2 separate regions of the Homo sapiens genome follow, and region 1 is linked to region 2. Evidence: read pairs that join two places in POLR2A ChIA-PET (ENCODE). Cell type or tissue: Caco-2. All regions are shown on one strand. Each heading gives the region's core, and the rest is flanking DNA. Links, peaks and the distances in the headings are about the cores only. Region 1 overlaps RPL11 (ribosomal protein L11). Region 2 overlaps ASAP3 (ArfGAP with SH3 domain, ankyrin repeat and PH domain 3).

The links. Peaks named below come from ENCODE experiments on the same cell type or tissue, not always from the same donor. Only the 100,000 strongest peaks of a DNase experiment are listed, where the experiment ranks them.
Region 1: POLR2A ChIA-PET joins it to region 2 with 5 read pairs; 3 of 35 experiments call an interaction of 5 or more read pairs at or near these places.

Annotation. Positions count from the first base shown.
Region 1 is chr1:23,695,908-23,701,284 of GRCh38, reverse strand. RPL11 (ribosomal protein L11) reads right to left here. Exons shown (of 6, transcript NM_000975.5): 5 at 5,377; 6 at 4,450-4,941. The coding sequence ends at 4,912. Among named protein-coding and RNA genes, the nearest start is that of RPL11, 6.8 kb to the right of the region's middle. RefSeq lists an enhancer at 3,114-3,735. In Caco-2, for the core only: no CTCF peak of the experiment used is centred there; no DNase peak of the experiment used is centred there.
Region 2 is chr1:23,456,579-23,461,955 of GRCh38, reverse strand. The region is part of intron 1 of ASAP3 (ArfGAP with SH3 domain, ankyrin repeat and PH domain 3); the gene reads left to right. Among named protein-coding and RNA genes, the nearest start is that of ASAP3, 25 kb to the left of the region's middle. In Caco-2, for the core only: no CTCF peak of the experiment used is centred there; a DNase peak (open chromatin) is centred at 2,475.

The DNA of each region.
Region 1 (5,377 bases), core at 267-5,266, 240 kb before region 2:
TTCCCAGGCTGGTCTTGAATTCCTGCACTCAAGTGATCTGCCCACCTAGGCCTCCCAAAGTGCTGAGATCACAGGCATGAGCCACTATGCCTGGCCTGTTTTTTTTATTGAAACAAAATAGATGTACATATTTTGGAGTACATGTGATATTCTGATACATTCGTACAATGTGTAATGATCAAATCAGGGTAACTGGGATATCTGCTACCTTAAACATTTATCTTTCTTTATGCTGGTAACATTAGAATTATTCTCTATTTTATGGCATGAACCTGGGAGGCGGAGCTTGCAGTGAGCCGAGATCGCACCACTGCACTCCAGCCTGGGCGACAGAGCGATAAGATTCCGTCTCAAAAAAAAAAAAAAAAAAGAATTATTTTCTATTTTAAAATACAAATCATTAACTAGTCACCCTATTGATCTATCAAACACTGGGTCTTATTTCCTCTAACTATATTTCTACACCCATTAATCAACCTCTTCATCCCCCCAGCCTTAAATTCCAAACTCTGTGCTCTTAGCCACTATGATACGCCATGTCATGTTTGAACAGAACTGATCTTTAAAGCAAAAAATAAAGCACTGTGTTCCAGAGGCAATCATCAGAGCATTTCAGAGTTGAGTCATGTTATCAAAGCCATACGTTCAAGCAGGGTAACTGAGAGGGTCTAGAATTTCATTTGTGCCTATTGTTGAATGCCTTTGCCTTTCAAGCTCCTTTTAGATTCCAGGTTAACTACTTACATACTTATTGCATAAAAAATTGTATCAATCTTAGGCTGAGCCAGGTGGACCACGAGGTCAGGAGTTCGAGACCAGCCTGGCCAACACAGCGAAACCCTGTCTCTACTAAAAATACAAAAATTAGCTGGGCATGGTGGCGGACGCCTGTAATCCCAGCTCCTCGGGAGGCTGAGGCAAGAGAATAGCTTGAACCCGGGAGGCAGAGGCTGCAGTGAGCTGAGACTGCACCACTGCACTCCAGCCTGGGTGACAGAACTAGACTCCGTCTCAGGGAAAAAAAAAAAAAAGTATCAATCTTGACAAAAGGTAATTACAAAACTTCCTAAAATCGTTAAAGGTCAACTGGTATCATCACACATCAGTTTGGTTCACTGATTTGTGAAAATAAACCATTTATACTTGTTTCCTAAGCTTTCCTGCATTTGCCACCTTAAGCAGAGTCAAGTTCAGTTCTCCTGGTGCCCTCCAGGTATCTTAGGCTGGATTCCCCTCTGACAACCACATTGTGGTTTCCATAACAAGCAGCTCTGACTAGTTCTGTATCCCCAGGCACTAGCATGGTCCCCAGTGGCTGGCAGCTTAAACTATGTGTGGGTGGTTTCTGGGCCAGAGTACCTAGAAGGCTTGGGCCTTAACCCTGTAGCACTCAGTTGCCTTTGGTAGACTACTCATTCTGGTCTTCAACCACCAGTTGGCTGGAGCACCTCAGCATTTGCGTTGAGTTTAGCAGGTTAGGACTAGCCAGAGTGTTAAACTGCAAGAAAAGGAAGCTTAAGCACACAGTTTAGAAGATAAAGGGTTATACGCAAAAATCCAACATACTCCACTTTAGAGGGCCAGACTGTAACTTGCCAGGTTTCTTGCCCATGGTCGTAACGCTAGCAGGGAAAGCAGAACCAAAATCAGAACATGGATAACTTGCCTTGGCAACACAGTGAGACCCCTTCTCTACCAAAAAAAAAAAAAAAAAAAAAAATAGTTGGGCATGCTGGCATGCAACTGTAGTCCCAGCTACTCGGGAGATCGAGGTAGAAGGATCACTTGAGCCCAGGAGGTTGAGGCTGAAGTGAGTCGTGATGGTACCACTGCACTCCAGCACATGACAGTGCAAGACCCTGTCTCAAAAACAAATGAAGATGGATAATCTTTTTCCTGTTTAGCATTCTTTCCACAATACCACACCATTGAACAGCTCAAGACACCTTGCAAGGACCTTAAAGGTACTCACTGGACAGAGGGCAAGACAGCAGGATAAAAGAGCCTCTATTGGATAGTTTAATGAAACTGACATTCCTGACATTTAGTGCCAGCTACATAATTATGTCCCATACATTTCCAAAATGAAATATTGTATAGCCACTGCAATGTACTGAGAACGCAACTGTTAAAGGGAAAAAGTAAAAACACCTCCCAACTATGTCTAAAGGAAAAAAAAGCCTTAGCTGTGTTTACTATTTGGTGTTTCTAATAGTAAAAGAGAACCCACTGTCGCCTCAGTATTGTAATTATTGTGTATAATTTTTTATTCATTTTTTTTTTCTGAGACAGGGTCCACTCCCAGACTTTCATGGGTAGCAGCTGAAGAAACGAGAAAAATAACCACACAGTAAGAACTTCATAAGAACTAAATGTATTAAGGAAACCTCCTTGGGTATCATGCCCTTCCTGCTTTTTTTGGCCACTACCTCTACACTTTAGTATGCGTACAAATCACCCGCAGATCTCGTTAAATTAGATTCTAATTCAGTAGGTCTGAGGTAGGGCCCACGAGTTTTAACAAACTCCCAGGCGATCCTATCTACCCACTTGGTACAAGTTCAACCACAAATGACAGTGCTTTAGATACCAATAGGACATTTGTTTGCAAGTCAAGCTTCTAGCCAGAATAGGGGCTAGCTGTCTAGCTACTGGGTGGTTGTCTGTCTCTAGTGGTTGCAGTCCTCCAGATGTTTCATGACCTGCCCAAAATCTCAATGCCATTTAGAGCTAGGACTAAAACCTGGTTAGCTCTTTGAACTCCCAACAGTGCTTCTTCCACTGGGTCAGGAGCACAGCAGTTTTGTTTTTAATGAGAAGTCAACTGAGTACACAGACAATACACAAGGACCAAATGAAGGCTTAGCAGGTTTATATTATTAAAATTGAGAGACTTTCTACATTTTGTATTTCTGAAATGCTTTACTTAGATGAAACCAGCATTTGTTCTCCACACCCAGCACTAATTAACTATCCATTCACCAGATCTGTTCTTAAACATGTTTATGGCATGTTATTTAATTCAGAAGTTAGTAAAAAACAAGTATGGTTCCCCCCTATAAACATGAAGATGAATTTTAAGAATGAGACTCCTTCACCCCATTTGAGGTGGGGGCCCTGGCCCTGTAGTAAAAGATTGAGAAATGAAAAGCTCATATTTTAAATGAAATAAAAAGTATATGGCAACATGTTCCACGATTCTCCCCTTTCACCAACTAGAGCTCATCTTACAGGATAAGGTAACTTTATTTTCATTTAAAAATGAGGCACACCAAATAATCTATTTCCAGGTTTCAAAATACCTACAAAAGCAGCAAATTTGAGAACCTCTGAACAGCAATGAACGGGTGGCCCAAGGACAACTGAACTCTAATTAGTCACAAATTAGTAAATTATCTAACTGAATTAACATGCGCTCCAAAATTTAAACCTGAAATTGAAAATGATGAACCAATGGCCAAGTATTGCGTCAGAAAAATGATGGCTTTTGCCAGGTGCAGTGGCTCACGCCTGTAATCCCAACACTTTGGGATGGTGAGTTCAAGACCAACCTGGCCAACATGGTGAAACCCCATCTCTACAAAAAAACACTAGCTGGGCGTGGTGGTGGATGGCTGTAATCCTAATTACTCGGGACGCCGAGGTGGGAGGATTGCTTGAACCCAGGAGGCGGAGGTTGCAGAGATCATGCCACTGCACACTCCAGCCTGGGTGACAAAGAGACTCTGTCTCAAAAAAAACCACCACCAAAAACAAACAAACAAAAATGGCGGCTTTTGAGCATCGACTTCAGTTAGATATAGAAAATCACTACAGGGGCCGGGCGCGATGGCTCATACCTGTAATCCCAGCACTTTGGGAGGCCAAGGCGGGCGGATCACGAGGTCAGAAGATCTAGACCTTCCTGGCTGACACGGTGAAACCCCGTCTCTACTAAATAAAAAAAATCAGCCGGGCGTGGTGGCAGACGCCTGTAGTCCCAGCTACTCGGGAGGATGAGGCAGGAGAACGGCGTGAACCCAGAGGCAGAGCTTGCAGTGAGATCGCGCCACTGCACTCCAGCCCAGGCAACAGAGCAAGACTCGTCTCAAAAAAAAAAAAAAAAAAAAAAGACAATCACCACAGGGAAAGTATTTTCATTTTTGCACCAAAGGGAAGCAAGCTAGCAGAAGTAATATTTCTTATACCCAAACACAAAAATGAAACCCCTTTTGAGCACTACGTGGCTGGTGCTAGTCTGAGCATTTTGTTAAGTATTAAATCATTTAATCCTCTGAGAGATACTACTATTACTGCCTCCTGATACAGATAAGGAAACTGAGGCAGATTAACAACTCACCCGAGGTAACAGTTAAAGGAAAGGGCTGGAAACGGAAAGACTGCCCTCTTATCTGCACATACTGCCTCCCAAGAACCTTATACTCTCATTGTAAAAGAAACCTGAGCCTGAACAGTTAAGTCTAAATTTAATCTCAACCATCACACCAAAGCCTGTCATTCCTTCATGACGCATCAATGCTGATAAAATTTCTAGTACAGAACAGAATCACTGAATAGCAGGGGGCCTCCTGGAACACAGGAGCACTGCACCCTGCTTAACCAAGGCTCTAAATTCAAACCCCAACATCAACCAAACCCTCCCCTCCAAATGGGGCTACTGCACCACAGCACATCAACCAAGGTGTGGCAAGCACAGGCAATGAATGCTATGAAGCTTGGACTTGGATCTGCCAGGAAATACTGGCATCCAATCAGAGGATGACGGGGTTGTTACCAGCTACTCCCATCGAAGCTTTAAGTGGCTTGAGGTCCAAGGACTTGAATATGGCCAGGATCCTTTCACAGAACACACAACAGAATTGCACATTTCACTGAAAACTTTTTATTGCTCTTTTGGATAGAAACGGGAATTTATTTGCCAGGAAGGATGATCCCATCATACTGAAAGAGAAGAGATTTAATTTTTTCAGAACAGGAGGCAACAGCAGAGATTGCAGCAATGGCTAACTTTTGAGAATTCACATCTGATTGATACATGAACTTGGGCTCTGAATCCCATCCTTTTCTGGACTAAATAGGAAGCTGGCTGGTTTTTACACTGTGCTGAACTGCACTATCATCTGAGAAAGGGGGCTCCTGTTAAAAGCCATATTCCTCCCCTTCCATCTACCCCCATTCATGGTGACAGGGAGAAGGCCTAGTTCTGGATGTTCTTTTAAACCATCATCCCTGGAAGCCCCTGATTTGTCAAGATGCCCAATATTCTAACTTTAAAGAAGATACCCAGCAAATAGTACTATATTTTGCATCCCCAAATCCCAACTCCATTCACCAACATCACATTCCACCACTTCACTTGAGATAAATCAGCTTTACC
Region 2 (5,377 bases), core at 277-5,276:
AGTGGCAGAATACCCAGTATAACAGTGGCTCAAATAAGAGATTTCTCTTTCATATTAAAGAATTCCACAGATAAGTAGACTGGGGCTGCTAGGGTAGTTTCCTAATCACTAGGGACAAGGCTGATATCTTGTTGCTCCGCCATCCATAACAAATGGCTTCTACTTCATGGTCCAGGATTGCTGCCTGAGCTCTAGACATCGCCAGCACATTGTAGCCAGAAGAAAGGGGTGACAGAGGGTACCCTTGCATTCCCCTTTTTTCTTTTGTTTTTTTTTTTTGTGGGGGGGTGCGTTTGAGACAGGGTCTTGCTCTGTTGCCCAGGCTGGAGTGCAGTGGCACGATCACAGCTCACTATAGCCTCAACTCCCTGGGGTCAAACAGTCCTCCCACCTCAGCCTCCTGAGTAGCTGGAATTATAGGCCCATGCCCCATGCCTGGTTTTTAATTTTTTGTAGAGACAGACTCTCACTATGTTGCCCAGGCTGGCCTCGAACTAGGCTCAAGCAATCCTCCCGCCCCAGCTTCCCAAAGTGTGAGATTACAGCCGTGAGCCACCCCACCCCAGGCCCTTTTTTTCTAAATTAAAAAAAATCGACTTTATTTTTTAGAGCAGTTTTAGGTTCACAGCAAAATTGGGCAGGAAGTACATAGAGTTACCATATACACACAGCCTCCCCCTCTGTCAACAGCTCTTACCAGAGTGGTACATTTGTTTCAATGACCATACATTGACACATCATCACCAAAAGTCCATAGTTTACATTAGGGTTCACTCTTAGTGTTGTACATTCTGTGGGATTGGACAAGTGTATAATTCCATGTATCCACCATTATAGCATCATACAGAAATGTTTCCCTGCCCTAAAAACCCTCTGTGCTTCACCTGTTCCTCCTCACTACCCCCATCCCTGGCCACCACTGATCTTTTTACTGTCTCCATAGTTTTGCCTTTTCCAGAATATCGTATAGTTGAAATCATGTAGTAGCCTTTTCAAATTGGCTTCTTTCACTTAGTGATGTGCATGTAACTTTCCTCTGCATCTTTTCATGGTTTGATAGCTCATTTCTTTTCAGTGATGAATAATATTTCACTCTCTGGATGCATGACAATTTCTTTATCCATTCACCTACTGAAGGACATCTTGGTTGTTTCCAAATTTTGGTAATTATGAATAAAGCTGATGTAAACATCCGTGTGCAGGTATGTATACGTTTTCAACTCATTGAGAAAATATGAAGGAGTATGATTGCTGACTCATTTGGCAAGAGTACGTTTAGTTAAGAAACTGTCAAACTGTCTTCCGAAGTGGCTGTACCATTTTGCATTCCCACCAACAATGGGAGTTTCTGTTGCTCCACATCTTTGTCAGTATTTGTGTTTTGGGGTTATTTATTTATTTATTTGTGTGTGTGTGTGTTTTTGTTTGGTTTTTTTTTTTTTTTTTTTTGAGATGGAGTCTCACTCTGTCACCTGGGCTGGAGTGCAGTGGCACTGTCTCAGCTCACTGCAACCTCCGCCTCCTAGGTTCAAATGATTCTCCTGCCTTAGCCTCCCGAGTAGCTGGGACTACAGCGGTGTGCCACCACGCCTGGCTAATTTTTGTATTTTTAGTAGAGACAGGGTTTCACCATGTTTGCCAGGCTGGTCTTGAACTCCTGGCCTCAAGTGATCCACCAGCCTCAGCCTCCCAAAGTGCTGGGATTATAGGCGTGAACCACCGTGCCCGGCCTCCCTTTGCCAGTATTTGGTGTTGTCAGTGTTTTGGATTTTGGCCATTCTAACAGGTGTGTAGTCCCTCCCTTCCTTTTTATTTTTCAATTTTTTAAAGCCACTTTATTGAGGTAGGATTGACATGTAAAAAGCTATACATAGTCAGTGTATACAACTTGATGAGTTTGGGGGTTATCTCCCTTCTTTGTAAGATACTTTTTGGAAGTTAACAATTAAAATATTATATTCCATGGCCAGGACTTAGTCCCATGACCACAGTTAGCTGCAAGGTAGGAAATGTAGTCTTTATTCTAGGTCGCCAAGTGGCCATCTGAAAAGTCAGGTTTCTTGTGAAGGAAGAAGAGAGAATGGACACTGGGAGCCACCCAGTGATCTCTGCCACACTGCAGGGAAGGGAAATCTTCTCAAACTTGCTTAAAGGAACTTCGTTGGGTGGATTCAGGGGTATTTCATGGAATTTCACCAAAGACATAATGTGTGGAGGTTGCCTCTGAAGAGGTAGCATCTGGAAAGTTGCCAGAAACCAGCACCACTCTTCCTCTTCTGCCTTGCTGTGGCGGTGTGGGGCTTGTTCATGTCTTTCTACACATCTGCTCTGTTCTTTTCTCTCTGCATGTGGCAGGAAGGACATCCCAGCTTTAGCATTTCAGTCAGTCAACTAGCTTTCCAGAGCCCAATTCCAAAGTCCTTGGAGAGAGAATCTGATTGGTCCAGCTTGGGTCAGGTGGGAGAGAGAATCTGATTGGTTTAGCTTGAACCAGGTGTCTGTCGACTCTGGCTAGAACAAACAAGGCTGCAGGGGCCCACCTCCAGAGGAAGGGAGGGCAGTTTTCAGAAAATGGGTGTCATGGGATGGGAAGACTCCTCAGAATGTATCTAGAGCATGAACATACTCCTCTCAGGTCCATGTCCCAGGACTTTGCAAACCATCATTCATTTAGGTAAACATTTATTGGGCACCTTCTGTGTGCTAGGTACATGGATCTGCCCTCTAGGGATTTTGGAAATTTTTTTGGAAATTGTTCATATCTTTTTTTTTTTTTTTTTTTTTTGAGATGGAGTCTCGCTCCCATTGTGCAGGCTGGAGTGCAGTGGTACCATCTCAGCTCACTGCAACCTCCACCTCTCGGGTTCAAGAGATTCTCCTTCCTCAGCCTCCTGAGTAGCTGGGATTACAGGTGTGCACCACCACGCCCAGCTAATTTTTGTATTTTTAGTAGAGACAGTGTTTCGCCATGTTGGTCAGGCTGGTCTTGAACTCCTGACCTCAGGTGATCCACTGCCTTGGCCTCCCAGAGTGCTAGGATTACAGGCGTGAGCCACTGTGCTGGCCCAGTTGTTCATATCTTTAACCTGAATTGTCTTTTAGAGCGAAATCATAGCTCCTTAAATTACTCACCTTTTAGCTTTCCAGGTTTCAAGATGGGGATCAAGGGATTTGGTAAACACATGCTTCTGTTTCCCCATCTGGATTTTGGGGAACCATAGAAGTGGCCATGTTCTTGCCTCTTTTTTTTTTTCTTTTTCTGTTGGCCAGTTTAGAAAGAAACGTTCTCCCCTCCACCTCTTTGTCTCTTTAGTAAGAAACATTTTGGTTGTTTTTTGTTTGTTTGCTTTGCTTTTTGAGACAGGGCTCTCTCTGTCACCCATGCTGGAGTGCAGTGGCGCAATCAGGGCTCACTGCAGTTTTGACCTCCCCAGGCTCAGGTGATCCTCCCACCTCAGCCTCCCAAGTAGCTGGGACTATAGGTGCATGCCACCACATGGAGATGGGGTTTCGCCAAGCTGTCCAGGCTGGTCTTGAACTCCTTGGCTCAAGTGATCCTCCTGCTTTGGCCTCCCCAAGTGCTGGAATTACAGGTGCACCCCACCACACCCAGCTAATTTATTTATTTTTTCTTTTCGGTAGAGACAAGGTCTCACTATATTGCCTAGGCTGGTCTTGAACTCCTGGCCTCAAGTGATCCTCCTGTTTCTGCCTCCCAAAGTGCTGGGATTATAGGCATGAGCCACCATGCCCAGCCTCATGTTTTAACCAACTCAAATATGATGCCGTCTCCTTAATCTTCCTGATTCTTTTGTTTTCTTTCTTCAGCCCTGGGATGGGCCTCCACGGATCTCAAATATGAAAGTGTCTCAAGTTCACACCCGAGGAGGAGAATGTTAGATTTCTAGCCCCTGTAGGAAAAGCACCTGGAACTTGGCAGACCTTCCTAGCATCAGCAGCAGCTGATGATAACGATCACAGGTGCTGTTCATTTTGAACATACTCCATGCCTAGCACCAAGCTAAATCCTGTATTTGCATCCTCTCATACATATAGCCCTCATACCAACCCTGAGAGGTAGGCATCGATTTCCCCATTTTACACATGGCTAATCAGGAAGCTCAGAAAGAATAGGCAACTTGTGCCCGGGCACGGTGGCTCATGCCTGTAATCGCAGCACCTTGGGAGGCCGAAGCGGGTGGATCACTTGAGGTCAGGAGTTTGAGACCAACCTGGCCAACACAATGAAACCCCGTCTCTACTAAAAATACAAAAAATTAGCCAGGTGGTGGGCACCTGTAATCCCAGCTAGTCAGAAGGCTGAGGCAGGAGAATTGCTTGAACCTGGCAGGCAGAGGTTGCAGTGAGCCAAGATTGTGCAACTGCACTCCAGCCTGAGCAACAAGAGCAAAACTTGGTCTCAAAAAAAATAGGCAACTTGTTCAAGGTCACATAGCCCCCGAGTAGTGGAGCTGAGCTTCGTAACTAGACCCCCCTTCCTCCAGAGGCTTCCCACATGCCACCGGCCTCTGAGAACACTCCACATTGCCTCTGAGTTCTGCCCTATGCATGTTCTCCTGTGGGTATCATTTTGAATCTTTGGCAGTACCATTTCCAATGTGTTTACTAACTCTTGTCATGTAACTCTGGAAATCAGACTCTGATCCCATTTTATTTTTGTCACTGGGAAGAACAGCTGGGCTGGGGTCAGGGTGGGGCTGTGGTACATGGATGGAACACTGTTCTGTTGCACCCGGGAAGTCCAGCTCTGTGGCTTCCCCACCATGTGTCTCTCGGTAAGGGCCTCCCATCTCTTGGCTTCAGTTTTCTCATCTGTGGGCCCCTTCCAGCTCGACATTCTGTGTTTTCCAAGTTAACTGTGCATTTCGCAAGGATTTCATGAGGTTGTCAACTTCCATGCCCCACTGAAAGGGGGAGTGTTTCCCATCTAGGCTGAGCCTGCTTGGGGCATGTGAGACTTGCTTCTTGCCATCACATCTCTGGCCTTTCCCACATTCTGATGTTTGTTCTGCAGCCTCTGGGCTTTGGGGTTATCTGGTGTTGTCTCTCCAGTTCTCCCCAGTGGTGATGGAGTGTGCTCCCGCCACCCTCTGCCATCTCCCCAGACTCAGGTAACTGAATGCCTCCAACCCCTCTCTGCTCACCCATAGCATCCTGGCCTCTTCCTCCTTGTCCTGACATAACTGTTTATTGAGCCTGGGGTTTGGTGAACAAGTGTACCCTGCTTTGTATCTTAAGGGAAGATAGAGATGTGTGTGTTCTCCCCTCTGGCCTTTTGCTCAGCATTTTGTACATATTTACAAATCATTCATCTTCTCAGCAACTCCACAAGTCCCCTAGTATCATCCCCATTTTG